3 separate regions of the Homo sapiens genome follow, and regions 1 and 3 are each linked to region 2. The links are chromatin loops, found by intact Hi-C in ENCODE. Cell type or tissue: Caco-2. All regions are shown on one strand.

Region 1 (8,000 bases), 350 kb before region 2:
AAGAATTGTGAAAGAATGCCAGTCATCGAAAACTTCTGCCCAAAGAGGGATGCTTTGACGGCTAGAGACAATGCTGTTGAAATCAAAAGTGTGCTGGGGTGCCACAGAGCTTTCCACAGCCCGACTGCCTCAACATGGTCCTTGATCCTCTGGGAGAGCAAATTCCAGGCTTAAACAGAAACCACCACTTTAGAAGTAGCCCAACTTCTCTCAAAGCACCAGCATTTATAATGCTTATCCTTGGCTGGGAGACCAGGATGGGGAAGAAACACCTTTTGTGATGCTGAGGAAGTAGTGAATAAAAGTGTTCCTGACTTCCATGGGGGATTTTTTAAAAATAGCTGGTGCTATTTTTTTTTTTCCTTTGAGACAGGGTCTTCTTGCTTTGTTGCCCAGGTTGGAGTGCAGTGGCTCACTGTAGCCTCAACTTCCTGGGCTTAGATGATCCTCCTATCTCAGCCTCCCGAGTAGCTTGTACTACAGGCAGATGCCACCATGCCCAGCTGATTTTCTGTAGAGACAGGGCCTCGCCATGTTGCCCAGGCTGGTCTCTAACCTCTGGGCTTAAGCAATCCTTCTGCCTTGACCTCCCAAAGTGCGGGGATTACAAGTGTGAGCCATTGTGCTGGCCCTACTGATGCTATTCTTTTTAATTATGGTAATATATATATAATATAAAATTAACCATTTAATCATTTTAGGCACACAGTCCAGTGGTGTTAAGCACATTCACACTGTGGGAAACCGTCACCACCATCCGTCTCTGGGCTTTTTAGTCTTGTGAATGGAAACTCTACCCATTGAACAATAACTCCTCCTCTCGTGACCCTGGCAGCCTCCACTGTACTTTCTGTCTCTATGGATTTGCCTACTTTAGTGCTTCCTATAAGAGGAATCACACAGCGCTCATCCTTTTGTGACTGGCTTATTTCACTGAGCACTATGTCTTCAAGGTTTATCCAGTGGTAACCCATGTCAGCGTTTCCTTCCTTTTAAAGGCTGAATCATATTCTGTTGTGTGGATGGACCACAGTTTGTTTGTATCTGTTAATGAACACTTGGGTTGCCCAGGGGGTAGATTTCTATTCCGTATCTTAACAGTTGAATGAGCGTGTAGGGCCATGAGTGTCAGGTGTGCTTGGCAATTTGCAACCCCGCCACCAGCTTTTTGCTGCCGAGCCTCCATGGTGTTTGAGTAGCACGTCCTTTAGGAATCACACCTGCAGCTTATGTCGAGTCCATCCCACTCCTGGATGGATCTCTCCTACCTGCAAGACGATTGGCATCACAGGTGTTTGCTGGTGGTGCTCGTTCCAGTGTAAGGTCAGTGGCCTACAAGGAAAGGAAGCTCTTTCCACCTTGGCCTCGAGTGTTGCTCTGTTCTTTCAGCTGTGCTCAACAGCTAGGAAGAGTCCAGGCTGGGACCACTGGGACCCGTACCCTTGCTCCTTCTTCCCCTTCATTCCATGGAGTGCTTTCCCTCTGCAAAGATCACATTTACAAGACTTCTGTGCAAATGAAATGACTTGATTTGGAATTTCTTTGTGATTAGGAAGATATTTCAATGTTGTTTTAACTCTTGACCTCAGGCTAACATGTAGGAGCCAGGATTCAGTTAATCCATTAATGCCTATAAGAGAAAGTTCTAATTTACTTTTGAAATACATTGCAAATGTGCCTTGTACTAACCTTCCTAATTATTATTTTTTCCTTATAGACTAAGAGTGAAATTAGCATTTGCATTTTCTAAATGAATTGGTGGACAGAGAAAGGAAGTCAGTGACATCCTTGGGTATGAGAAAAGTCAGCCCAGAGTTGGGGGGGCTTATAAAATTGGGAATGGCTGGAATGGAAAACCCGTTGGGTTCCACCTAGCGCCCTCCCCCTCCCCACAGACTTCCCCTACCCAGAGAGTGGCTGGAACACACCAGACCCTCCACAACAGCATTTTTAAGGCAGCTTTCAGGTATTCAGAGAAAGACAGACTCTGCGATGCAAGTTTTGGAAATTTGGTTCCACAAAGTTAGTTTTTCTTTTTTCTTTCCTGGAGCAGAACGCCTCATAATTGCTCATTCAGCAATTTTCACTGGGTGTGGACTGTGTGCAGGCTTTGTATAAGAAACACCAGTATGTTCCTGCCTTCCTGGAGACTGAAGTCTGGTGCAGCTCATAAGATGCTAATTTCAAAGGGGGTGATAAAGTAGGCAGGGTCCCCAAAATGCTTAACAATGAAAGGAGACTCTCTTGGGAAAACATTTCCTTTCACACGTGACTCGTGGGGTGCACTTTGTATTTGTGTTTTGTTTTAGAGACAGGATCTCTGTCACCCAGGCTAGAGTGCAGTATCACGATCATGGCTTACCTCAGCCTTGAACTCCTGGGCTCAAGTGATCCTCCCACCTCAGCCTCCAGAGTAGCTGGGACTACAGGTACATGCCACCACACCAAGCTAACTTTAAAAAATGTTTTTGGTAGAGATAAGGTCTCATTATGTTGCCTGGGCTGGTCTCAAACTCCTGGGCTCAAGCTATCCCATCACCTCAGCCTTCCAAAGTGCTGGGATTACAGGTGTGAGACACTGCGCCTGCCGGTGCCCTTCGGATGGCACTGTGGTGCAGTGAGGACGTTAAGTAGAAACTCGGTGCCATTATGGTAATAACTAGCACATGTCAAGCAGGCTGCATGTGCCATTTCTCACCATCATCCTGATGGTTGGAAATACTTTCATTTTACAGCTAAGGGGACTAGAATTCAGAGCACTTAGGTAACTAGTCCTAGGCCATCTGTTTTGTTTGGTAACAAGGAAAGCCATGATTGGCATCCAAGTCTATTTGGGTCCAACACCATTGTTCTTCCATTTTCTTTCCCTAATTCTCTCCCTGAAAAGTTTACGTCTTGGGTTAAAGAAACCTCAATTCTAGTCCTGACCTGTCTGCTAATTAGCCCAGCAATCTTGACCCCTTCAAATTCTCAGAGTTTGAATCCTTAACTCTAAACACAAAGAGTTAAAAGGTCTGTGCTTACAGTATGTTGTTAGGACAGATTAAGTAAGGTGTGCTCTGCCACTTTGAAACATACACAATATGTACAGTGCTATCTGCATTCCAAGCGTCAAATATTATTTGCTGAAGCAGTTCAAAGGGTTGGCCGTGTTCGATTCAGCTGGATCCAACATGTGGACGGTATGTGTAGCCTTCTTGAGGCCAGCTGTGCTGCTCATGTCGTGGAGCACTGAAGTGGACAGTGTTCCTTCAAGATCCCCACCGAGGAGGCTCTCCTCCTCTCAGGCTGCACCTGACAATGACCTCAGCCTTCAGAACCACTCGTTAAAGGATTTTTTTAAAGAGTGGCAACACCCGAAAGCTCGTTTATTACTGTCTCTGCCTCCTGGCGATGATGCCACCTACACACTGAAGAATGATGGCAAAAATAACACACAACAAACCAGGGAAAAAATGTAAAAGGACCCCTCTGTGCTGAAGGCAGAGATTACTGACCTATTTGTAATAATTTTAGATGGCACTCTGATCAGGAAGATTGTGGTTTTGCAAACACAGAGGGTTCTTACATCACTATTATATGGGGAGCCCTTCTTTCCTCTGGAATCCAAACTGATAAGCGGCATGTTTGTTGGTCTACGGGAGGATTATGGGCTCCGTAGTTTTTTTCCTTTGGTTTGATTGGAATGCTTTACTGGATTGGAATGAACAGGCTGGAATTCTGTGGCTGTAGTGGAGTCCTTCAGCACCATAAATTCATAAAGCTGACCCCAAGAGACCTGAGAGCCAGTGCTTCCTGTTAGCTTTGGTGGAGACTAGGGAGAGGTGGCAACAGCCCTGCAGGGAGCCAAGAGGGGAAGAAAAGGTAGGCGAGGGCCTACCTCCCTGTTTCAGGGAGCGGGCAAGGAGTGCCGAAGATGAGAAAGGGCTGGGGACTGTGCTTGCAGTAGAGTGGACAAGTTCCTCCTTGGGGACCGTGTAAGGACAGCAGCTCTGGAGTGCCCCCTGCCTTCCGCCTTGACCTCCCAAAGTGCTGGGATTACAGGTGTGAGCCACTGGAGGATAGAGGCCTCTGTCCTCCATAAGCCCAGGAAGCAAAGGGCAGGCTAGCTCCCATAGATCATGCCCAGATGAGTCTTGGGGTGTCAGAGCCTAGAGGCCTCATCAGGGACCATCCCCTGCTTTAAATCGGTCTTTCATGTGGCAGGGTTGACCAGCAGGGCATGGGCACATTCATCAATATTTGCTAGAGCGGCGGGGCCATTGTGGCACACGCACAACACCAGGTTCACAGGCACAAATCATGTGAAAGCAAATTCATCTTTCTTCTGACGGGGCCACTAGACTGGTAGGTCAAGGAAATGCTGGAGCCACAGTGGTTGCATCTGGCACAGTCTCTCGTGATGATATCCTTGTGTACAAAATAAAGGCATGTGGGCCAGAGGTGGTTGGGGTGGCCGTTCCCTGGCAGGTCCAGGGAATACACCCAACAAAGGCTGGTCTAAGCCATGGCCAGCAGCGGCTTTCACAGACACTTCTGGTGCTGAGCTGCGAGCCTTAACTGTGTCCTGCTCAGTGGTAAACCACACGTTTTGAAGGACAGTCAGGATCAGGAGCCGAAAGGGCCTCACAGCACAGGTTAGAAGAAAAGGCTGAACAAGACAGAAGGCCATTTTATTTTCTAATTTTTATTTATTTTTCATTGTATATTTTTAAGGCATGCAACATGATGTTTTGATATATGTATGCATAGTGAAGTGAATGCCACAGTCCAGCCAGTTAACATATCTGCTATCTCATGTCATCACCGTCTTTTGCAATAAAAGTGCCTAAAATTGACTCTCTTGCCAAATATCCAGAGTATAAAATACAATATTCTTATCTATTAATGTCTACAATATTATTATCATATTGTATTAGAATGACATTTTAAAAGGTTAAATAAAAAGGCTCTTCACTTGGGCTCAAAGAATTAACTGCACTAGTACCCCAAGGGTGCCATGGCGCTTAGTAGCAGTGAGGATGACGAGAATCCAGGGCTTAGGGCAGGAGGTGGTTTTCATATGTTTGTTCCGTCCATCTTTGGCTACATTATGGTGGAATATTTCCTAGAATGCTGCACTGCCTCGCCTTCTCTGGGCTAGGGTAACCACTTTTGGAGTACTGGCATTCAGTTTTAGGCATCATATTTAAGAAGACAAAGACAGAATAGACCCAAAGCACAGGGACCAGATTGCAAAAGGCCCTGACACTGCCTCCAGAAGAATGACAGAGAACCTAGAGGGTTCACAGCTACTATCGACTCTGAGGACCAAGGAAAACAGGGCAAAGCTTGTGTTGTAAGACTACAAGGGCAGAAGTGGGGTGGAAACTAAGAAATTCTCCAGCATTCAGAGCTGTCCAAGGCAGGATGGGCTGTCCTGGGAAGCAATGAGATCTCATCACTCAGAAGCTTGGAAGTAAACTGGGCCTGCACCTGCTGCATGTGGAAACAGTGCTTTAAGTATTTTAGGGCTGGTTTGTCTGGGCCATTCCTCCAAACCCTGGGATTCTATGAGTCCATGACGAGTCAAGAAACTGAGGATCTAACCTTAGCTTTGCCACAAACTATCTTAGTGACCTTAAGCAGAACATTTCAATCCTCTCCATCTCATTTTTATCCTCTGCTAAAATAAGAAGTTGGACAGGATTCCCTACAATGTTTCATTAATTCATATATTCTACCACCTTTATCACCATGTGCTGCAGTCTCTGCAAAGTGCTGATAGTTTGTGATCTCCTCCTTCTTTCATGTACACCAAGAAAGGGGTTTAGGAGATAATGTCTTAACTGACATTGTAAGACCTGCACCCAAGGTCCCGCCATTTCTTTTGGACGTTGGCCTCTTTCTATTTGGATTCCTCTTCTTCTGTATTTTGAGATCAATTGCAGCAGACTGGGAGGGCAACCACATTAGGAGCACCCCCTTCTCCTTGGGGGATACATCCCAAGACCCCCAGTGGATGCCTGAAACCATGGATAACACGGAACCCTATATATTGTATGTTCTCTGTTGTTTCCTATACATACATACCTATGATAAAGTTCAATTGATAAATTAGGCACAATAAGAGGTTAACAACAATAACTAGTAATGAAATAAAATAATTATAACAATAAATTGTAATAGCTATTACATATTATTACGCGTGTGATTGTGGTCTCCCTCTCAAAATACAGGCAGACCTCAGTTATATTTGCTGGGTCTCCCTCTCAAAATACAGGCAGACCTCAGTTATATTGCTGAGTCTCCCTCTCCAAATACAGGCAGACCTCAGTTATATTGCTGGGTCTCCCTCTCCAAATACAGGCAGACCTCAGTTATATTGGTGGGTCTCCCTCTCCAAATACAGGCAGACCTCAGTTATATTGCTGGGTCTCCCTCTCCAAATACAGGCATACCTCAGTTATATTGCTGGGTCTCTCTCTCAAAATACAGGCAGACCTCAGTTCCATTTGCTGGGTCAGTTTGAGATCACTGCAGCACAGTGAGCATCACAGTAAAGCGAGTCGTACAAACTTTTGGTTTCTCAGTGCATATAAAAGTCATGTTTACACTGTACTGTAGTCTATTAAGTGTGCAACAAATAGCAGTATGTCTAAAAATGTACTTAAGTTAATTAAAAATACAAAAATTAGCAGGGCGTGGTGGTGGGCGCCTGTAGTTACTCGGGAGGCTGAGACAGGAGACCGGCGTGAACCCGGGAAGCGGAGCTTGCCGTGAGCCAAGTTTGCGCCACTGCACTCCAGCCTGGGCAAGAGAGCGAGACTCTGTCTCAAAAAAAGAAAAGAAAAGAAAAGAAATAACCGACCAAATAGAGTAGAAGCTACAACCCTTCACATAAACCATCGTTAATGCCTTCAAAGGGAAGAAAAACAACAGGAAAGAAGAATTAAACACTCAAACAAATTAGAATAACTTCTTAAAATATTCTTAGAATCATTTTTACTTATTTTCTCTGCTGACATAAGCCTTACCATCGCTTTCTAGAACCACGGGCTCTCCCCTGTAGTAAAAATTACAGTAGCAGTCAGGTGCGGTGGCTCACACCTGTTGCTCACACTTTATTGCTAAAAAATGCTGATTATCTAAGCCCTTCAGTGAGTCACAATCTTTTTGCTGGTGGAGGGTCTTGTCTCGCTGTTGTTGGCTGCTGACTGATCAGGGTGGTGACTGGGGTGGCTGTAGCAATTTCTTAAAATAAGACAACAAAGAAGTTTGCCTCAGCGATGGACTCTTCCTTACATGAAAGATTCCTCTGTTGCACGTGATGCTGTTTGATAGCATTCTGTCCACAGTAGAACTTCTTTCAAAACTGGAGTCAATTCTTTCAAACCCTGCCACTGCTTACTCAACTGAATTGATGTAATATTAATATTCTAAATCCTTTGTTGTCATTTCAACAATGTTCACAGCATCTTCACCAAGAGTAGATTGTGCTTCAAGAAACCATGTTCTTTGCTCATCTATAGAAGCAACTCCTCATCCATTCACATTTGTTCATGAGATTGTGGCAATTCAGTCACATCTTCAGGCTCCACTTCAAATTCGAGTTCTCTTGCTATTTCCATCACATCTGCAGTTCCTTCCCCCACTGGAGTCTTGAACCCCTCAAAGTCATCCATCAAGGTTGGAATCAACTTCTTCCAAACTCGTGTTAATGTTGATATTTGGACCTCCTCCCATGAATCATGAATATTCTAAATGGCATTTACAATAGTGAATCCTTTCCAGAAGGTTCTTAATTTACTTTTCCCACATCCATGAAAGGAATCACTATCTATGGTAGCTACAGCCTTATGAAATGTATTTCTTAAATAATAAGGCTTAAAAGAAGAAGTTATTACTTGATCCATGGGCTGCAGAATGGATGTTGTGTTAGCAGGCATGAAAACAATGTATTAATCTTCTTGTACGTCTACATCAGAGCTCTTGAGTGAATAGGTGCCTTGTGAATGAGC
Region 2 (8,000 bases):
TCCTGGGGGCAGTGCCTTTCTGGCTTTGGTGAGTGTCCCTGGAGTAGCCCCTGTGATCTGCTTCATTGTTTAGCTCTGATGAGCATGAGGACGTTGGCCATCCATCTCCTCCTCTTGACAGGGGCTGCATGGCCATCATGCTTGGCTCCCCAGTGCCCACCAGAGTTCCTGATGCAAAGTAGTCACATCAGTATTTACTGAAGAAAGGAACTTGGAAAGGTGGTAAACAGGAACTGATGCTTGGCACTTTCAGGCACATCATAGCCTCCTGGCAAACACTGTACAGTTGACCTTTGAATAACACAGGGGTCAGGAGTGCCACTGACCCGTGCTGTTGACTCCTCAAAAACTTAACTACTTATAGCCTGCTGTTGACTGAAACCTTCTCAACAACATAAACAGTGGTTTAACACATATTGTGTATGTTGTATGCATTATATCCTATATTCTCACAATGAAGTAAGTTAGGGAAAAGAAAATGTTATTAAGAAAATGATAAGGAAGGAAAGTATATTAATTATTCACAAAGTGGAAGTGGATTATCATAAAGGTCTTCATCCTTGTCTTCACATTGAGTAGGTTGAGAAGTGGGAGGAAGGAGGAGGGTTGGTTTTGCTGGCTTAGGCGTGGCAGAGGAAGAAGAAAATCTACATGTAAGTGGACACTCACAGCTCAAACTCATGTTGTTCAACGGTCAACTATACTTATAAAATACACAAGACCTGGGATATGAAGAGCCCAGAGAGGAAAATATATATCACAGTGGTCAATAAGAACATTTGTATAGGGCTTTGTAGTTAAAATTACTTTTCCTATCTTCTCCCCACAGTAATCTCATGAGGTAGACAGGGCACCATCATCTCCACTGGGCAGCTGTAGAAACCGTGACTCTGCGAGTTTAAGTGATTGACAGAAGGTTATAGGTTTATACATTCTAGGGGCGGACAAAGAACACAGGTTTTCCATGGTGATGTGGAACTTTTTCCATAATACCTTAGACGTGACTTCTTTTTCTGTATAATTTGATGAGAAAAGACCCAGAAGTGGTAGTTTCTAACTTATCAATATATAGCAACCTAATATGTGTCTCCTAGAACTGTACATCTTTACCTATACTACAGAGAAAGCCACACCAGACAGAAACTTAGTTAAAACTCTTCTTGTATTTGCTGTATAACTCATTTATGACTCTGAAACCCTGTAATACTATTGTGTTCAGAATTGGTTCCTCCCAGTGGGTTCTTGGTCTGGCTGACTTAAGTAATGAAGGCCCAGGCCCCTCACAGTGAGTGTTACAGCTCTTAAAGGTGGCACGTCTGGACTTGTTTGTTCCTCTGGGTGGGTTCGCGGTCTCACTGACTTCAGGAGGAAAGCTGCAGACCTTCGCAGTGTTACGGCTCTTAAAGGTAGTGTAGACCCAAAGAGTGAGCAGCAACAATGAAGAGCGAAAAAACAAACCTTCCGCAGCCGAGAAGGGGACCTGAACAGGTTGCTGCTGCTGGCTTGGATGGCCAGCTTTTATTTCCTTATTTGGCCCTGCCTATGTCCTGCTGATTGATCAATCTTACAGAGTGCTGACTGGTCCATTTTTACAGAGTCCTGATTGGTGCATTTAGAAACCTTTACCTAGACACAGAGCACTGATTGGTGCGTTTACAATCCTTTAGCTAGAAAGAGAAGTTCTCCAAGTCCCCACCCGACCCAGAAGCCCAGCCGCTTCATATCTCACTATCAGCTGTGATCATAAGCTTACCTAGAAAGGTGGGGGCTTGGGCTGGGCGCAGTGGCTCACATGTGTAATCCCAGAACTTTGAGAGGCTGAGGTGGGTGGATCACAAAATCAAGAGTTCGAGACCAGCCTGACCAACATGGTGAAACCCCATCTCTACTAAAAATACAAAAATTAGCTGGACGTGGTGGCAGGTGCCTTTAATCCCAGCTACTCAGGAGGCTGAGGCAGGAGAATCACTTGAATCCAGGAGGTGGAGGTTGCAGTGAGGTGAGATTGCGCCATTGCACTCCAGTGCTCCAGCCTGGGTAACAGAGCAAGACACCGTCTCAAAAAAAAAAAAAAAATGTGGGGGCTTGATATGAGGTGCTCAGATCTGGTCACCTTCCAGGGGTGCAGGTGGCCAAGGGGCAGCAGGACATGGCTAGGGGTGGGACACAATCAAATCAGAGATGTTTCCTATACTTGAATGGTCTCTCATACATCTCACTGCAGTGCTGTCTCCTTGGTGCAGAGTACACACAGGAAAATCTTTTGAGGCTACATCACTTGGTTGGACTGGAGCATGGCTACGAAGAAAACTATTGGGGCCAATCCCCAACCTCTAAACTTCACAGATTTATTTTTCCATCAAACTATTGACATACGGCAACATTGAGAACTTCAGCATCATCGAAACCTCCGCCAGGTGTCTTGCAGAGCCGTCACAGTTCACATCAGCATACTGCACAAACAAAAAAGACTTGAAGAATGAGGGAATTGAATACACAGCGTTCTCGAGCCTGAGAGATATGCTGGGAGAAGATCTATGAAAACAGATTCGGTGCTGCATACACACTGTGCCCATCACAGCCTCCAGAGATGATGCTGGCTGGTAGGTGCCAAGCATGGGACTCTGCACTCACTTGTACTCATAGACGCTAATGGATACTTTCAATTTAAATCTAGAATTGTCTTTTCATTTCGAGAGTAAACATGAAAAAGAATGGTTTCAAGACAGCGAGCCTGCCATGAAATAGTTACTGTGTCTTATAATTTGATGTTATTGAATTTAATGAAAAGTCCAGAAAGACAGCACAATTGATGTCAACATGCTGAAGCTTGAGGTCAGGAACCATGAAACCCTTCTGTGGGTCCATCAAAGATGGGAAGCCAAAATCTTCCAATGATGTGGAGACCATGGATTGCTCACCCACAGAGTCCCCTACAGAGGGGCTTTTAGGAGGTCACCAGTAAGACCAGGAACTTTTTCTCATAATTGAACAGAATTTGTGTGCTTCTAGTCACTCATTTGTTAATTTATAATGAATTATTACGGAACATGTCAGGCATGATACTTGGCAAAATAAATACTACAACCAATGTTGGGAGGCCGAGGTGGATGGATCATGAGGTCAGGAGATTGAGACCATCCTGGCTAACACAGTGAAACCCTGTCTCTACTAAAAATACAAAAAAATTAGCCAGGCGTGGTGGCATGCACCTGTAACCCCAGGTACTCGGGAGGCTGAGGCAGGAGAATCGCTTGGACCCAGGAGGCGGAGGTTGCAGTGAGCCTGAGATTGTGCCACTGCACTCCAGCCTGGGCGACAGAGTGAGACTCTGTCTCAAAAAAAAAAAAGAAATATTACAACCAACAATGCATGGCCCCTGCCTTAGCTCAGGGTGGGTGTGATGATGGCTTTTTGGCTGACAGGGCCAAAGGAGCCCTGACCACAGACCAGGCAGGGGTGGGGTTCCCAGTGCAGAGCCCCGACCCTAAGGCTGCCAGCAGCCATCTCTGCAGAAGGGACTAGAAGCTGCTTCCTGCATGCACAGGTTGGTGAAGCAGTGGGAAGCTCCTGTTGCTTGCACCTCTGGCTCTAGTGACCGCATGAAGGAGGTGCCAGCAAGCACGAGTCCACATCAGGAGCCCAGAGGCCAGGATGGGAAGGGGGTGTACAGTGGTGGTTAGTGCCCGGGCTCTCAAGTCAGCACCTGCGTTCCCATCTCAGCCCTCCCATTTATTATTAATAGTTGGGAGACTTTGGACAACTGGATACTCTTTCCTGAATCTTAGTTGTTCCAGCTATGAAACAGTCTAAGCCTGGTACGTGCCTCCTGAGTCTATGCAAACTGCAAGGGATCGTGTATGGAAAGCATCAGCACAGCACCTGGCCATGACACAGTTTCCCTGGGTTCATCCTAACGGTGGCCCCCCACTGGGGCTCCCTGCCACAGTGCCCCCATCCCGGGGCTCCCCCCAACAGGACCTTTGCATGGCCTGAGCTTGGCTTCAGCTTGCTGAATTATAACTCGTTAGTTCACATGTCTGCCTCCTGCCTATTCCAAGAACAGCTCCCACCTGGAACAGCAGCTTGTGTGTATCTGTATTCCTAGCACATACCATCTATTCCCAACACATAGTAAATATGCAATAAACATTTTTGAGTCAAATACTTGTGTTACGAAGGAAAGTTATGAGTCATAAAGTTTTCTTAGATTTTGATAAAACCAGGGGGCTAACATAAGATAAGGAAATGTCAAGTCTGCAATGTTGAGTATTTTCTCTTCCATACCTTCATTATTACCCCAGTTCTGACCACGTGGGCCAGGAGACACAAAAGGACTTGCTCCTGTTTTTCTTTTAGGTAAATCATTTCTCATACTTTCTCAGTGAGTCTGTGATAATAGAGACAACAGTGATGTCAGAATATTCTGGAAGGACGGAAAGCATGGCCCGGTTTCAGCTTGGGATGCTGATATCATTCTGGGGTTTTTCCAGCACATTCATCAATAAAGACCCATGCAAATTAGAATCCTGGAACAGCATGACAAAGTCAGTCCTAAAATCCTGCAGGTGCTTCTGATGCCGGCAGGAGGTGGGGGCGGGGGAGGGGGGCGCGGGGGGTGGGGAGCGGGGGAAGGAGCCTGACGGAGGAGGTAGCAGCGACCTGGATCTCGAACCACTGCTGTCCTCTTGTGGCCTGGCAGATGATGTGCTTCTGCTCACCAACTCAGTTCAGTCAGAAACTGGAGCTTCCAGGGCCACCCTCGTCATGCTCCAAAAGCTGCAGTGGAAATTGAGTTTATTTTTCCAAAGAATGCATAATAAGAAAGAACTCTCTGCTTAATGCATTGCCCAGGATGAGTGTGACCTACTGCAACTGGGTTATGAAAAGACAAAAATAACTGTGCCTGTCAGGAAAGAAGGCTGCATTCTGAAGTGGAATTTACCCAGACCCTTGGTCCTGGTAGAAGGGTAGTATTCTTTCACTGAGGTGTGGACACCTTGGCGTCAACATCACGGTGGGACAGAGGGCACCCCAGCTGATGTGACACGAGGGGTCCTGTCTCAGCCTCAGGACCGAATGGTAGCAAGGAGCTGGATATGACAAATCTCTCCCCTTCTAAACTCAGGACTTCAGAGCAGTCAGTATGTTAGGCTATTTCACCAGAAATCATTATCTTTGTTCTATAAGTCCCTCATTTTGAGCAGCATCAAAATACACTTTGTCATTTTTGTCATTTGGCTCATTTGTTTAGTTAACAAATGTGCACTTAGCACTCACCATGAGCCAGCCATCTCAAGGGTCCCACAGACACTCATCCCTGTCCTGGGGCTCACCTTGTTAAACTCTCTCTCTCTCTCTTTCTCTCTCTCTGTGTCTGTCTGCCCCCCATTTCTACCCACCCCATGACCACACACACTTGGATGCCTAGGTTTTTGTGTGAGGCTCACATGACAACTCATTAGCTGCTAGTTGAGTTGGCTGCTGCAAAGTTCTCCACAGGGACGCCCAGAGCACATTTCTGCCCAGATCAGACTGAAATCCATGTGGACACCAGGAATAAATGACTGGTATATAGAAAGCTTTCTACATCTCAAAGATTCTCTACTTCAGGCATGCACAGGAAGAGGTCCTCTCAGCCTCTCAGGATGCAAAGCAGGAGCCCGGGTTTCTCTGGAGAAAGGAAAGGGGCTGTTCCACAGAGTAGCCCTAAGGATGCCCCGATCAGGCCTTCCTAGGGGTGGCAAAGAGTCCTCCAGGCTGTTACCTACTGAGAGCTAGAGATGCTGTCTGCTGGAACCTTCCTTTCTGTCCAGTGTTTTCTTGCATCTACCTTCGGATTAACAAAATAGTAAATGCTGGATGTAGAACACCGTGCAATGTTTGGAGTTTTCTAATCCAGCTAGTGTAGTTGCCCAAGGCTGGGTCTGCTGGTCTGTGTGGCTGTGGCCCCAGGGGACGCCAAGCCCCAGCTGCAGGTCCAGGCCCTACTGGGACGAACATGAGGAAGGAAAGACCAACAGAAGTGCCCCTGTCCTCCCATACCCCATGGGAGTACTGCTGTGAGGGCTGCATGACAGGTGCCAGAGCAAGGGTGGCTTTTCCGGGGCTCTTCACGCTGGAGGGCTTACTTTCTCACTCACAGCTCCTCTGCGCATTCATTTGAGTAACATTTCAATGTGGAGCTCAGTGTCCCAAGGAGCTGTCTGCCTGGGGCCCCTCACCTGTCTGTAGGGGGCCCCTCACCTGTCTGTAGATGGCCCCGAGAAGAGCATGCAAAGTGAGGAGAATGAGTGGGATGGTTGAACAGGTACATCAGTCCCATTCTGCATCCCTGATCCTTCATCAGAGGAAGCAGCGCATCATCCTGAAGGAAAAGTCAGGCTGACCTCAGATCGAATCCAGCTCTGCCATTCAGCTGTGTTAATCAACCTACTGACCCTATTTCCTCATCTGTAAAATGGGTGCAAGAATATAAACCTCACAGGATGGTCATGAGACTTAAGTGAGCTTATATAAAGTGTCTAGGACAGTTTCTGGAACATAGAAATTAATAAATGGGAATAGTTGTGTACATTGCATTTTTGCCTAAAAGGAATGGGAAACCTTTAGGGCCAATGAAGGAGAACAGGGGAACACCATGTCCACTTTCCCAAAAAAGTGCATCTCAGGATACAGTGAGACCACCAGCTAAAGCGTGCAAAGCAGAATTCAATAGATGACCACTGAGGTCCGACAGGCCTGACTTCTTCCACACACTCAGTGTATCAGACTGGATGAAAGAAGGAAATAGGGGCCTCTGTGAGCACATCAGAAGTTATCCTTGCAAAAGTGAAGAAAGGTGAGCCGCACGATCCTGTCTGTGGCGCATTGGAGGAAGCCTGATTGACTGTCTTTATAGGAGCACACGGGGGCCTCACAGGAGCTGAGGGACAGCATGGGATGTGAGGGGCTCTGAGTGAGAAGACCGTTGATGACATGATGTCAGGGGCTCTGAGGGAGAAGGGGCCCATGAGATGATGTGAGGGGCTCTGAGCTGAGAAGACCGTTGATGACATGATGTCAGGGGCTCTGAGGGAGAAGGGGCCCATGAGATGATGTGAGGGGCTCAGAGCTGAGAAGACCGTTGATGAGATGATGTCAGGGGCTCTGAGGGAGAAGGGGCCCATGAGATGATGTGAGGGGCTCTGAGCTGAGAAGACCGTTGATGACATGATGTCAGGGGCTCTGAGGGAGAAGGGGCCCATGAGATGATGTGAGGGGCTCTGAGCTGAGAAGACCGTTGATGACATGATGTCAGGGGCTCTGAGGGAGAAGGGGCCCATGAGATGATGTGAGGGGCTCTGAGCTGAGAAGACCGTTGATGACATGATGTCAGGGGCTCTGAGGGAGAAGGGGCCCATGAGATGATGTGAGGGGCTCTGAGCTGAGAAGACCGTTGATGACATGATGTCAGGGGCTCTGAGGGAGAAGGGGCCCATGAGATGATGTGAGGGGCTCTGAGCTGAGAAGACCGTTGATGACATGATGTCAGGGGCTCTGAGGGAGAAGGGGCCCATGAGATGATGTGAGGGGCTCAGAGCTGAGAAGACCGTTGATGAGATGATGTCAGGGGCTCTGAGGGAGAAGGGGCCCATGAGATGATGTGAGGGGCTCTGAGCTGAGAAGACCGTTGATGACATGATGTCAGGGGCTCTGAGGGAGAAGGGGCCCATGAGATGATGTGAGGGGCTCTGAGCTGAGAAGACCGTTGATGACATGATGTCAGGGGCTCTGAGGGAGAAGGGGCCCATGAGATGATGTGAGGGGCTCTGAGCTGAGAAGACCGTTGATGACATGATGTCAGGGGCTCTGAGGGAGAAGGGGCCCATGAGATGATGTGAGGGGCTCAGAGCTGAGAAGACCGTTGATGAGATGATGTCAGGGGCTCTGAGGGAGAAGGGGCCCATGAGATGATGTGAGGGGCTCTGAGCTGAGAAGACCGTTGATGACATGATGTC
Region 3 (8,000 bases), 140 kb before region 2:
ATCATGAGGAAAATAAAATTCTTTCTGTCCTGAGTCCCAGGCTCCTCCGGCCTCTGAAACCTGCCTCACCGGCAGGGCTCAACCCCGTGACTCTCTGCCCCAGTCCCTCTCAGATCCCCACCTCCACCCGAGCCTGACATTCCCCTCTCTGAGCTCTTACAGCAACTAAGCCACTTTACACAAAGGTGATTCTCCATCACATTGAGGAGATTTGTGTTGTTTTCTGTATAAGTTCATAAAAGCAAGGTTTTGAGTTTTTAGTTTTTTTAAATTGTGGAACAATACACGTAACATACATTTACCACCTTAACCATTTTTAAATGTGCTGTTCAGTGGCATCGTTGATTGACATTGTTGTGTAATCATCAGCACCATCCATCTCCAGAATTTTTTTACCTTCCCAAGTTGAAACTCTGTCCCCTTTCACCAGTAGCTCCCCGCTCCCCTCCCCCAAGCCCCAGCAACCCCCATTCAACTTTCAGTCTCTGTGATTTTTGACTGTCTAGGAACCTCAAGTAAGTGGAATCATGCAGTATCTGTCCTTTTATGAGTGGCTTATCTCGCTGAGCCTGGGGTCCTCAGGGTTCATCTATGTTGCAGCATGGGTCAGGGTTTCCTTCCCTTTTTTTTTTATTGAGACAGAGTCTCGCTCTGTTGCCCAGGCTGGAGTGCAGTGGCGCGATCTCGGCTCACTGCAAACTCTGCCTCCCGGGTTCAAGCGATTCTCCTGCCTCAGCCTCCTGAGTAGGTGGGACTATAGGCGCCCGCCACCGCGCCCAGCTAATTTTTTTGTATTTTTAGTGGAGACAGGGTTTCACCGTGTTAGCCAGGATGGTCTCGATCTCCTGACCTCGTGATCCGCCCACCTCGGCCTCCCAAAGTGCTGGGATTACAGGCGTGAGCCACCGCGCCCGGCCTCCTTCCCTTTTGACACTGAATTCCATGCTGTATGCATAGACCGTGTTTCCTGATGGATTCCTTCATCTAAGGATGGATGCTTGGGTTTGCTTCCATCTTTTGGCTTCTGTGAATGATGCTGCTATGAATGTGGTTCTACAGGAATCTGTTTGAGACGCTGCTTTCAATTCTTATGGGTACACACCCAGAAGTGGAAATGCTGGGTCATAGGATAATTTTTTGTTTAATTTTTTGTGGGTCTGCCATACTGTGTTCCACAGTGGCTACACCATTTTACATTCCCACCAACAGTGCACGAGGGTCCCAAAGGTTTTAGTGTTTACCTCCTTTGTGTCCCCTGGTCAACAGGTTCACCCTGGCCAACACTTTGGCCTGAAGTTATTTAAACCAAGAGGCTTTGTATACAGTCATTGCCACACCACACTCTGTGTCTGCTGACCAGCACGCTGTGGGAAAACACAGTTAGGCCTAGCGTGCTGGGGCACTCACCCCCACAGTGCCTTCTTCCCTGGATATGGGATCCCAGAGTGTAAGAGTTGGAAGAAACACAGTATCAGTAATGACTGGGACTCTTCTTCAAATCAGTTCTAGTTATGTCATTCAGACCTGCAGAATGACATAACTACAAGGGGTTGGGGACAATTGGACAACTGTAAAATATTGCAAAACATAGTTTTAAGCTGCCCATATACCCAAGTGATAATGTATGGGCTTTTTGAAGATATCCACATGTCCCAGACAAACAGGAAAGGTAAGAACAGGCATTAAAGAAACCTCCATCTTGTTGTTTTTCAAAAAAGACACAGAAATCTGCCAGGAGAGGTTTAATACTCTTGTTATCAGGACTAGCACTTTCTGATTGCAAGTGGCAGATGAGCTTTATCATAAACCTAGCATTTAGAGTGCTTCCAAAAGCAATCTTAATCTCTTCTTATCTTCTCCAGGAAGACGAGGCTGCCGGCACAGCCAGCAGGGACTCGTTTTTATGGTTCTCAGGTGTCTAGATGCTGGAACCTGCTGTCTGGTTTCTATACATTTTACTTGCCTCCTGGGGATGATGGGAGCATATGCCAGGCTGAGATGGGTGGCAACCTACATTTTAATTCTTTAAATTGCTAACTCCACCCTTGAGCCTACAACAAGTAGGTCTGCACTGCAGAAAGAAATCACGTCGCCATGGGGTCGCTGCGAGTAGTTCCTTACTGGGTGGGATGTGGAAGGGGAGCGCTGAGGGACAGCATTGGGTGGAAGCAAGATAGCAACAGCTGCAGGGAGCAGCAGCGGGACTGGGGCGAAGGCTGTGCTCTGGTGAGCTCCGTGTAACACAGGAGGGCTGACGCTGGCCCAGATAGGCTGGCGCTTGCCAGAAAAGGGCATTAGCAGGAAGACCCAGGAGCAGATTTTCAACACGGGTTGCACAGTGTAATTAACTGGAGATAGTTTAAATATCCAGATTTTCAGACCACACCCAAACCAATTAAAAAGAAAAGGGCTTCTGGGGTCAGAACCCAGGCATCCATATTTTCAAAACCTCCATAGGTGAGTACAATGCCCATCGAAAACCATGGAGAACCATTGCAGTAAGACACACTTGCATATCACGTGTGTGACACATGTGTGACACCTTCCAAAAAGCAAAAGCATTTGGGGAAAATTAATGAAGAGTGATAAATAGCTTATCTTTAAAAATGTACATCTTGGCCAGGCCTGTAATCCCAGTACTTTGAGAGGCCAAAGTGAAGGGTCATTTGAGGCCAGGAGTTCAAGACCAGCCTGGACAACATAGGGAGACATCAACTCTCCCAAAAAAAGTACATCCTGCAAAGAACAGACTGGGTGAATATAAACAAAATGTTAGCAATAGTCATCTTTGTATAACAGTGTGGGACTATAGTTTATTTTCTTTTGTGTTATCTTTGCATAACCGTGTGGGACTATAGTTTATTTTCTTTTGTTTTCTTCTATTTCTCAGCAAAAACTCTCTAATCTTTTATAACAAAAGTCATACTTCAAAAAATCTCATGATAAACAGTTTGCAATTTGCTCATAAAAGGAGAGACCATATTATTTAAAGGATGGGGGTTGTTGTGGAATCTGGTGTGCCCCCTGGAAGATAGCACAGAGCTAACACAGGGTCTCTGGCAGCTCCCGGAGGGGCCGGAGCCAGGGGCCAGCACACCGACTCCTTGTGTTTGCCCTGTGTGGGGCCGCATGTCCTGGCTCTGTCAAGGCTGCCGGTGGCTCAGTGTCCCAGATAGGCGGTGCTCACTGTCTCCCAGACACCAGATGAGGACACCCAGGGCTGTGGAGCCTTTTTTTTTTTTTTTCTGAGATGGAGTCTCGCTCTGTCACCCAGGCTGGAGTGCAGTGGCAGGATCACGGCTCACAGCAAGCTCCGCCTCCCGGGTTCACGCCATTCTCCTGCCTCAGCCTCCTGAATAGCTGGGACTACAGGCATCTGCCACCACGCCCGGCTAATTTTTTGTATTTTTAGTAGAGACGGGGTTTCACTGTGTTAGCCAGGATGGTCTCAATCTCCTGACCTCGTCATCTGCCTGCCTCGGCCTCCCAAAGTGCTGGGATTACAGGCTTGAGCCACCTCGTCCGGCCGGCTGTGGAGTCTTCTGCTTCCAGATGTGCCACTGACTTTCTAACTGGCCCGAGTGAGGTCACTTACCCCGAAGCCTGATTGACAGCCCCTCCCCTGGAGTGCGTTGTGAACACTGAAAGTAGTGTCAGTGAAGGGCTTGGTTTCTCTCCAGCAAGAAAACTTGCTGTGCACAGTGCAAAGTCCAAAGACTTGAAGATACTTCAGAGGTGACACTCCCCCCGCCAAAGACTTCCATGAAGTGGGACCTGCTAGATGTTATGGTTCTTTCCATGAAGTCCCAGGAAGTCCTCCTGCTTTGATTTTCAAAGCTGCTATCATGCTGTTTTAGAAATATTGCTTTCACGGGTCTTCTCCAGTTGACAGTAGATGCCCTGTGGTTCATTTGTTCTCATGCTGGCCTTAGCTCTTTTAGGATAGCCTCCAGTCTCTGTGTTGAATAAGGCAAGGTCAAAGCAGCAGCCTCCTTGCATTTATTCCGTATGCAAATGCACCTTTAGCCTGTGCTATTCTCCAGGGCAGTGGCATGAAGTCAGGAATCACAGGGGATAGGTAGGTCTTATTCCCCCGCTGGGATGGGTACTCGTGGCCTGGAGCATGGACAGATTTCCGAGGATAGAGAGGAAAGGCAGGGGCTGGAGATTTTAAGTGGACTTTTCTCACCCACATGTGGAAAGGAAGTTTGGAGTAGAGAAGAGTTGTTCCCTCCGACACGTTTCAGGCCATGCCTTTACGTCCATCTAGCCTGCTTGTCATCTGCACCCCAGCACCCATCCCCTGCAGCCCCCACAGTAACACCAGGTCTGGCCTCAGAAGTGCCTCCCCCAGCCTCAGGTCCAGTCTCAGGTGACCGTGCAGGGTGCTGCCTCCTGGGCTCACTGCCCAGTGAGGAGAGGAGGCAACGGGGAGCTTCCACATCTCCTCTAAAGACTCACTTCTTTCCTCATTCCATCCTTTTCGATCTTTGCTTTGCCAGTTCCCACCATGGGCATCTGGAATGAAGGACGGGAAGAAAGAGAGAGGGAGAAAGGGGAAGAGGAGGCGTCTGCCACTGCCTTGTTTGCTCACTTCAAAGGGCTCCCTAATGAGTCTGTCTATTGTCTAAGCTCCTTGTCTATACCTGAGTTTTGCAATCTATACACCTAGGGAGATCACAGGGAACCGAAAGGAGCCTCTCACCGCAGGACGGGACAGCCCACCCTCCCCCTCCACATGGAATCAAAGGGGCAATTGTCAAAGGCAAATGAATTTGATCTGGAGGATTGCACAGATACTGGAACAGGTTCAGTGAAAGAGAAAAGAATGTGCATAGCCGGTGGGGGTGGAGGAGGCAGGAAGATGGGGAAGGGGAGCTGTTGGAAGCCAAGATCAAATTAATTCCCACTTAGATCACCTTTTGATGTATTTCCTCATCCCTGCTGCCACAGTGGTGAGCTCCTGGAGATTTCTAGAAATTCCTTTCCCATATCTATTCCCCACTCTGTTCCCTGTGTGCTGGGCCACTGGTTGTCAACCGGTGTCTGGGGAGGGAGGAGGTGATGAACATTTGCCAAAGTCGGAGATGCTTTCCATTGTCACCACAAGGGGAAGGGGGTCCCTGGCCCTCAGCGGTGGGTGGAGACCAGGGGTGTTTCTAAGTAGCCTACAATACACAGAACAGCTTCCCACAACAAAATATTATCTGACTTAACACGTCAAAAGTGTCATGATTGGCCGGGCGCGGTGGCTCACATCTTAATTCCTCCCACAATATGAACTGATGAAGTGGCAACAGTGCCAGATATGGCTTGCAGAATCCAGGATGTGTACTGTGCCATGGGTGTGCTGAAGGGGGATAGTCACTACTTCCCCAGCAGCATCCAGAACACTATGAAACCATGGTGCACACACTGTACTATGTGGCTGAGAAGATGCTAGAAATGGGACAGAAACACTCTTAGTGAGTAGAATTTCCTGTTTCCAAATTTCTTTTGCTTGAGCAGTGTCCACAGAAGACAAAGAACTACTGATATGAATATGTGCATGTCTGTGTCTGTGGGTATGGCTGCAGTTATGGCTGTGTCTACGGCTACATCTGCTGTGTCTATGATTACGTCTATATTTATGTCTGCCTCTATGGCTATGGCTACCTTTATGTCTATGTCTATGGTTTTGTCTACGTCGATATCAGTGTAGATGTCGATGTTAATGGCTATGTCTATGGTTTTGTCTATGTCTATGTCACTGTTGATGTCTGTGTTGATGGCTATGTCTGTGTCAATGTTGATGGCAATGTTGATGGTTATGTCTATGTTGACGGCTATGCTATGTCTATGTCTATGTTGCTGTTGATGTCTGTGTCTCTGGTTATGGCTGTGTCTATGGCTATGTCTATGTCACGATTGATGTCTGCGTCTGTATTGATGGCTATATATATGGATGTGGCTAGGCTATGTCTATGGCTATGTCTACGTCACTGTTGATGTCTGTGTCTGTGTTGATGGCTATGTCTATGGCTGTGGCTATGGCCATGTCTAGGTCTATGTCTACGTCTATGTTGCTGTTGATACCTACATTAATGACTATGTCTATGTCTACGTTGCTGTTGATGTCTGCGTCTGTGTTGATGGCCGTGTCTATGGCTGTGGCTATGGCTATGTCTAGGTCTATGTCTACTTCTGTGTTGCTGTTGATACCTACATTGATGACTATGTTTATGTCTACATGTACATCTGTAGTTATGGCTATGGTTGTGTTTATGTCTGTGTCTGTGTCCGTGGTTGTGTTTATGTTCATGGCTATGGTTATGCCTATGTGAGTTTTCGGACCTAAATTGGGGTCCGTTGTGGAGGACTAAGACTTCCAGTATGTCTTTGCTCAAAAAAATACCCAGAGAATATGATTTAAGCTCCAAATGATAATTAGTTATTGGATCTCTGTCTTGTTCAAGTGCTTAGTTACCATTGCCACATATGCCTTCAACAATCCACAGTTATTGATGTTTTCCTATGTGTCAATTACTGGATAAGCACTGAGTACACATGGGTGAAAAGGACAGACACTGCCCCTGTCCTCATAGAGTAAGTAGTCACTTGGTTGCTCACTCTTTTTCTCCCTCCTCTTTCAAAGCTTTCATGAAATTCCATCCTAGTTTTTTTTTTTTTTTTTTTTTTTTTTCAGACAGAGTCTCACTCTGTCACCCAGGCTGGAGTGCAATGGCACGATCTCGGCTCACTGCAAGCTCCGCCTCCTGGGTTCACGCCATTCACCTGCCTCAGCCTCCCAAGTAGCTGGGACTACAGGCGCCCACCACCATGCCCGGCTAATTTTTTGTATTTTTAGTAGAGATGGGGTTTCACCATGTTAGCCAGGATGGTCTCGATCTCCTGACCTCATGATCCACCCACCTCGGCCTCCCAAAGTGCTGGGATTACAGGTATCAGCCACCGCACCCGGCCTCCATCCTAGTTTATGACAGAGGCTATGAAGTACCAACAGCAAAAGTATCTCAGAAAGATACCATAAAAAGCCTACAGAAAACATACCTATAAAAAGCCTTCTGTGAAAGTTGTCTTTTAAGAGCAAAACATAGAAGCACAAATCATTCCACACAGCCCACTGTTTAGGAGTCACAGCTTACTGGGCAATGCCAAGTGCATCAGAAGGATGGGGGGCTATGGATCCTTTTGGGAATGAACTCATTTTCCAGTGAGATGAACTAGTGTCAGGAAGGGAGAAGTGGTTCTGAATACACCCTCAGGTGGACAGGTCACAGAAACCTACCACCAGCCAAGCCTTGGGGACTCATCTCTGAGCCTCATGAAAGAGGAGCTAGAGGTACTATCTTCATGAAGAGGTGGTGAGATCCAGAACCCAGTGACCAAGGATGTGTGGGGAGTACAGGGTGTCTCGGGCAAAGAAGGACCAAAGAGCACACAGGGTGCTTTTGCATCTTCAAGGCTGGCAGCTGCAGGAACGCTGGGAGAAGACACTACTGGCTCACATATTGATGTCGTCCTTGAGGATAGATCTTGGTAAGGGGTCACCCTCAAAAGCTCTTCCTGCAGGGACCTTGTTGTGGGCTGAATTCTGTTCTCCTTAAAATTCATACATTGAGTCCTGACCCCCAGGACCTCAGAATGTGCTGTCTTGGAGATAGGGTCTTAATGAGGTAATTAAGGTAAAATGAGGTCATAGGGGTGGGCCCTAATGTGATGGCTGATGGCCTCATAGAAAGAGATTAGGACTAAGACAACACACAGACTGAGGGGTGACCATGTGAAGACACAGGGAGAAGACAGCCATTGACAAGCCAAGGAGAGAGGCCTCAGGAGACAACTATCCTGCCCACATCTTGCTCTGGAACTTCCAGCCTTCAGAACTGTGCAGAAATGAATGACTGTTGTTTTAGCCCCCTCATTTGTGGATTTCGTTATGGCAGATCCAACAGACGAATGCAGACCTCAGTAAGAAGAAAATGGGTTAGAAGAGCACT

Evidence for each region. Peaks named below come from ENCODE experiments on the same cell type or tissue, not always from the same donor. Only the 100,000 strongest peaks of a DNase experiment are listed, where the experiment ranks them.
Region 1: it touches region 2 in a loop (4-fold over the local background); 3 of 110 quality-filtered maps call a loop at or near these places.
Region 3: it touches region 2 in a loop (5-fold over the local background); 3 of 110 quality-filtered maps call a loop at or near these places.

What each region holds. Positions count from the first base shown.
Region 1 is chr6:1,259,317-1,267,316 of GRCh38, reverse strand. No RefSeq gene overlaps it. Among named protein-coding and RNA genes, the nearest start is that of FOXQ1, 49 kb to the left of the region's middle. In Caco-2, a CTCF peak has its summit at 4,016; DNase peaks (open chromatin) are centred at 3,166 and 3,816.
Region 2 is chr6:909,737-917,736 of GRCh38, reverse strand. LOC124901236 (a long non-coding RNA gene) reads right to left here and starts at 6,356. Exons shown (of 4, transcript XR_007059393.1): 1 at 6,247-6,356; 2 at 4,663-4,779; 3 at 4,288-4,390; 4 at 2,314-2,453. In Caco-2, a CTCF peak has its summit at 4,701 (motif pointing left); a DNase peak (open chromatin) is centred at 4,676.
Region 3 is chr6:1,051,863-1,059,862 of GRCh38, reverse strand. All of the region lies in intron 1 of LINC01622 (long intergenic non-protein coding RNA 1622), which reads left to right. Among named protein-coding and RNA genes, the nearest start is that of LINC01622, 45 kb to the left of the region's middle. In Caco-2, no CTCF peak of the experiment used is centred here; DNase peaks (open chromatin) are centred at 1,896, 3,244, 3,642 and 4,722; H3K4me3 peaks cover 180 bases.